Linked DNA regions of Mus musculus: region 2 is linked to region 1. Evidence: chromatin loops called from intact Hi-C (ENCODE). Cell type or tissue: heart. All regions are shown on one strand. Each heading gives the region's core, and the rest is flanking DNA. Links, peaks and the distances in the headings are about the cores only.

Region 1 (2,922 bases), core at 229-2,728:
AGATGTCTGTTTCCAGTCTCTTTATGTCTCAGTTACCACCTCCTGGTCACCTGTGGCTTTGGAATTTTGTGTGTAACCTTAGCTAAACCACTCCAGGCTTTCCTCTATTCTTGTTTTCGTTGTAGTTTGTAAGACAGGGTCTCACTTCTCACTCTGTGGCCCTAACTGGCCTGAAACTCGCTCTGTGGTTCAGGCTGATTTGGAACTTAAAGGGATCGGTTACGTCTCCATGTGTGGGGATTAAATGTTTATGCCACCATGCCCAGCATAATTCTTTTTTTGTATAAGTTGGCTATTTGTTTCAGAGGATTGTGGAATTTATATATATATACAATATCACTAAAATAATTTTGACTCTACCTTTTTCTCATATTTTAAGTTTCTGGCCTGTGCATCACTAAGGCCAACTTCGTCATCCTTTGAAAGACTCACTTCCATCTCGGCCTAGAAACCAAGAAGACGCATTTACTTATTTATGTATCTTCCTGTTTCTTTTGATTGTGTTGTTGATGTCTTGTTTTCTTTTTGGCTCTCTCCTTTCCCACCTTTCCCCAAATCCCTGGAGTTCCCCAGTTGTCCCTCTAATGGAACTGATTTAGAATAGCCCTCATTGAGTGATTGCCTCTTTATATAACAGAAACCCATTATGACAGCAGTGGACATGAGCCAGAGTGAAATACCCTGGCATAATAAAAGCTTTTGCTTGTAGAGTAGAGAAGAAAATATATCCATCTTCATCTGCAAATTTCTTATAAGGCAATTCCTATTATCCTTTGAACCTTTTTTTTTTTTAAATTATGAAGCTGACTTTAATCAGTTTAAAAACTCATTGCAGTTTACCAGGATGTTCAGTATAGTTGCAGAGAGAGGGAGTGAGAATAAAGAGATAGAGAAGGAGAGAGAGAGACAGGGAGAGAGACACAGAGAGAGAGACAGAGAGACAGAGAGGCAGACAGCTCTGAATATGTCCACTCTTACCAGGCATAAAGATTACCCTAATAAAAGAAATAAGCCAATCACATCAAGGCCCAGAACCAGATGATGGTCAGTGGAAGAGAGGCTGCTGGGGTCACTGCAGAGCATGAGAGTCTCTGACTCACACGCATTCGCTGGCTTAGGCATCGATCGCAACAGTGAGCTGCCAGAAAAGGAACAGTTCTTGCTTTGTGCTGCAGAGTTCCCTGGCCTAAGAGCCTGTCACCGCTCCAGTCCCTTTCCTACTGCTAGTGATTGATACTGCTGTCTCAGCTCAGGCTGGAAATGGACTGCTGAGGCTCTGGGCAATTCATTCTGTACGCTGGCAGGCTGGACTCCTGGGCATCCACGCATGGCTTCACAAACAGCTCTGTGGATGACCTGGATCCGTGACAGCTCCTCTGACCCTGTTCTTTTGTCCTCTGCCCTTATTGGACTTTAATGCCTTGTTTGCCGCGTATGCTCCAGGACACAGGAATCCCTTCCTGTTGAAATGTCACATATTTTACTACTAATTGGGACGATTATAAACTGAGGAACCACGGTATAACTGATCTTTCTGTAATGTTTTCTCTTTTTCTGGATGTTCATAGTTCTTTGATTGCTTCACTCCTCATCCTTGAGTTGTGCAGCATAGAGAGACCCCCCCCTCCATTTCTTCATGAGAAACCTGTCTAAAGTAATTTATAGTTTTGTTGAGGTGTTTTCATTTCCTTGTCCTTAATTTTAAAGTGTAGCATATCACTTTTATTTCATGGGTATATTGTAGCCCAAGTCTAGTATTTATTTTGCAAACCAAAAAATTTAACAATCACTGTGAAAGCCTCATGGTTTATCACAGGGCAGATGGTGTAATAATTTTAATAAGTGGCAATAACTTTATTGTATTTATTTTATAGCAGTATTCTAATTATTAGATATTTTGATAGTATTTTATTTTTATAAATATCTGTTTCATAATTACACAGAGTACCAAACTTCCAGTTCTTTATTCTGTTTGGAAGAAGAAAGCTTTAAGAAAAATAGGTAGATTTTTTTTAGATAGTAATAACCTGAAACGTATTGATTCTGAACATTTCATATAATTATCTTATATTTCATATAATTATCTTATTACTTTCCAGACTACTCTATGTCTCAGGAAACCAAATCTCCATTTTTTAAAACTCAGTTCACTGTCAGTAACTGATCCTGTGCCTATATAAATCGGGACTCTGTGAGTCTCAGAGATGTTAATTAAATTTGGTTGAGCTTGCTTAGTTTACAGAGGGTGGAACCAAGATTCAAATACGTTTGTTTGACTCCGAAGTTCACATTTTGATCTGACTTCCTCATCTGCACAAGGCCCCCAGGGCTCTGTGTAACAGCATTACTTTTCATTTGCATAAAATACTGAAGTTGGGTGCCAGCTGTGTCAGGAGCATCAGCCCTGTGAGGGAAGCTTGGACTGTTCACAGGAACCTGTAAAAGAAGTGCCCGCACTAGGTATGTGCGTCAGCTGTGAAATATTTTCTAGAGTCTTGACTATCTCCAAGGACCAGAAGAAGCAACAGTATCGCCCCTAAGTCAAAACTATGTCGGTAGCTGCTACCAGGTGATGATCATGGCTACAGTAGACAGACTGCTAGCTGAGTGTTGGACAGGACTCTCTGATTCCATAGGGTATCAAGGCCTTTCCTGTCTCGAATGTCTGTCTTCAGCTCAGGCCCCCATTGTTGTTGAGTGAAAGTACTCTGAGTGACTCCATCCCCTCCTGGGTAGTACCAAGTCCACTGGGGCCTTCTTGGTTCTAGTCTTCCTCAGTCCCTCTAGACTTGAAAAGTGAGTTACCTCTTGGGGCTTTTGTACAATACTTGGGTTTTCAAGCTTGCACCTCTGTCTCAACTTTCTTGTTTCTAGTCTCCTTCCTCTGTGTCCAAGGGCATCTTATGAACATTCTGGCTTTCC
Region 2 (2,922 bases), core at 287-2,786, 86 kb before region 1:
ATACCATTTTACCTTTTCCATAAAGGCCTTCAGAAGATAATAAGTATTTGGAATTTTTAATAGTAAAGTGTTTTTCCCCTATAGTTTTCAAGACATTTTATTAATATGATGTACACACCCTGAAAAGTTAAGAATAATTTAGATAAAGGGGGCTTTTTAAAAACTAGGGCTGGAAGGATGTGTCAACAGGTAAGAGCACTTGGTGCTCTTGCAGAGGACTGGAATTCGGGGCTCAGTGCTCACACTGGGTGGCTCCCCTGCCTGTTTCAGGGGATTTGAGAGTCTGTTCTACATTCATGGCACCTGCATGCACACGCATACACACAACACACACACACACACACACACACACACACACACACCACACACACACAGAAGTTAAACTTCAATTTTTTTTTAAGAATTAATATAGCAAGAGAAAGTTGATCAAACATGTCATTCTGTGCATGGCTGAGTTATGACCTGTTATGCTATTTTTGTAAAGTTGAAGGTTGAAGCTTTAATGGAGGAAATAGACAGTTTCTGGTATTTGGAGGGCTGTGCCTAGGAAGTATGTCACCCACTACTGCTCTCTTCCCCAGGTGGTGTCCGCATCTCTGGAACATTCCAAGCACTTGTGCTTGTCCTTTTCTTACCTCAGGTCCACGTAGTCTCTGTCACTTTGGTGTTTGTAACGATTCATTCCAATAGGAGTCCAGTTTCCATCTTGCTCTACAGCCCTTTTCAATAGCTTCCCCAGCAGACTTGCTGGCTGACAGTTGTTACATTGTTAACACATAAACACACACTCTATTCAATCACTCCTGAGACCCTATGGCAGTGACTTGTTCTGAGTAACTTGACTACTTCCTGCCCTCGCAGTAGACAGTTTCTATCCTCCAGTACAGCGGCCTCCCTAAGGCTAAGACCCTCTAACCCAATTCCTCATGTGGTGGTGACCCCCCCCCGCCCCCACCCCCCTAACCATAAAATTATTTTTATTGCTACTTCTTAATTGACATTTTGCTACTAATTGCTAATCATAATGTTAATATTTATATTTTCCGATGGTTTTGCGTGACCCTGTGAAAAGGGACAGGACCCAGAGGTTGACAAACTCTGATCTAGTATTTCCAGCTCTACTGGGGTGGAAGCCGACCTAGAGAATACAGAATTGTGAGAGGGCTGTTAAGAGATAAGGCCTTTGAGGAAGTGCTTTAAGATCAGGAAGAGATAGCTGTACTGGCATCAGGGCTACTGTGCTGAGAGAAAGGGCGAAGTCCGGTACCACCCAAGGATGGAATGGGAAGTCTGAGCATTCCAAATAGTGTAGAACGAACTCTTCCTCCTTTAAGACCCAGCTCAGGTGGTACCTCTCCTATGATGTCACCTCTCTCTACCCAGAAGGGCCTCCCCCCTCCTTCAGTCTTTTGTCATTTGAATGGCTTGCTGCACATTTTCCATTTCCCTTTCTACTACAATTATATATGTGGCAGTTTTGAGGTTCCCTGTGGAGATCCTTAATTTATCTTAAAATCTGCCGGCTGCGGTGATTATAGCATCACAAGCTCTTGTCACTGTTGAATGAGTGGGGAAACGAACCTATGACAGGCTGTGTCTTAGAGAGGCGGGGGCGAGTGACAGTGGGGCTGGTGGGGCTTTATGTCAGACTGCACCCAGTCACGTCGCAAGTTAACTGCTGATTCCCGAATTATTTCCTCAGTTCTCTCGGTACACATCCGGCCTTGTTGGATGGAGTTTTATCTAATCCTGTCCTTTTTCTGAGCAAACTTGTTGAAATTTCTCATTGGTAGTCTCCCCTTGTTCTGTTACACAACGGTTGTTAATGGGGTGTGGTAGCACTTTCGTGCCTCTTAGCCCCGGTTCAATACTGCCAAACTCACATCATCATCATCATGCTCACTTTAAAATGTATTTATACACTTTCAATTTATAAACTACAAATTATGAAATGTAATTATAAACTTTGACAGTACTTCAGGGAGAGATTTTTAATTTTTATAGATGCATGTAAAATGAATTATAGCATACAATACTTATACTAATCTAGACTTTAGAAAAGTACAGAAAAACTAAAAAGGGACATATTTATGTCTTTCCAAGCAAGCACTGATAACCTTTTTTTTTCATTTCTTTATTTCTTTTCAAAGTTCGTAATTTTTTATTATAAAATTTTATTTTCATTTATTTATTTTGTGTTACGTGTGGGCAAATGACTTTGCCTGTATATGGAGGTTAGAGGACAGCTGGCAGCAATTCTGGATAAAGGTCAGGTTGTCAGGCTTGTGTGAAAGTTCCCTAATCTGCTGAGCCCTCCCAGCTGGCCCCTGCCTTTCCCCCTAACCTACCTACTTCCTTGGCTGCCCACTCCCTCTTTCTCTCTTTCAAACTGGACATTTTGGTCTCCAGTTTTACTTAAAATTACAACACATCCCTGTGTTGTGGAAATTCCTTTGAACTCTGAAGAACTGCACCCTGCTTCGCCGAGGAAGTGAACACCAGCTGGTTATTTTATAGGGTTGCATGCATCTTTCTGTTAACTTGTGCCCTTTACTGCGGAAGATAATAGATAGAACTGAAAGCACACCTTTGTAAAGTGTTTCAGACTTCTGGGTCTTAGGTAGGATTCACCTAGGAGGAGAAGTCCTGAGACACAGAGTTAAGTGTTTTCAGAATTCTTTGTCACGTTGCTTCCTGGAGGCTTTGTCCATTTCCACTGAGGACATTTAATTACAGTATGATACCTAAATTGAATTTTGAAGAACTACATTCTAACTTTCAATTTCATCTTAATGAAAAAAGAAAAACTGTCCTTGCCAAGCCCCCTCCCTCTGACAGATAACTAAAGAGGGAGAGGCAAAGTCTTTCCTCTCAAGGTGAACGGACCCAGAGGAAACTGAATTAGCACTGGGGCTGCTGGTA

What was found. Hi-C counts contacts between places; a loop is a spot of excess contacts. Peaks named below come from ENCODE experiments on the same cell type or tissue, not always from the same donor. Only the 100,000 strongest peaks of a DNase experiment are listed, where the experiment ranks them.
Region 2: a loop joins it to region 1, with 2.2 times the contacts of the local background. A loop is called at or near these places in 4 of 42 quality-filtered maps.

Annotation. Positions count from the first base shown.
Region 1 is chr3:126,694,418-126,697,339 of GRCm38, forward strand. The region is part of intron 3 of Camk2d (calcium/calmodulin-dependent protein kinase II, delta); the gene reads left to right. Among named protein-coding and RNA genes, the nearest start is that of Gm15551, 27 kb to the left of the region's middle. In heart, for the core only: no CTCF peak of the experiment used is centred there; a DNase peak (open chromatin) is centred at 1,254; H3K4me3 peaks cover 471 bases; H3K27ac peaks cover 838 bases.
Region 2 is chr3:126,608,684-126,611,605 of GRCm38, forward strand. The region is part of intron 2 of Camk2d (calcium/calmodulin-dependent protein kinase II, delta); the gene reads left to right. Among named protein-coding and RNA genes, the nearest start is that of Camk2d, 13 kb to the left of the region's middle. In heart, for the core only: no CTCF peak of the experiment used is centred there; a DNase peak (open chromatin) is centred at 1,388; H3K27ac peaks cover 1,837 bases.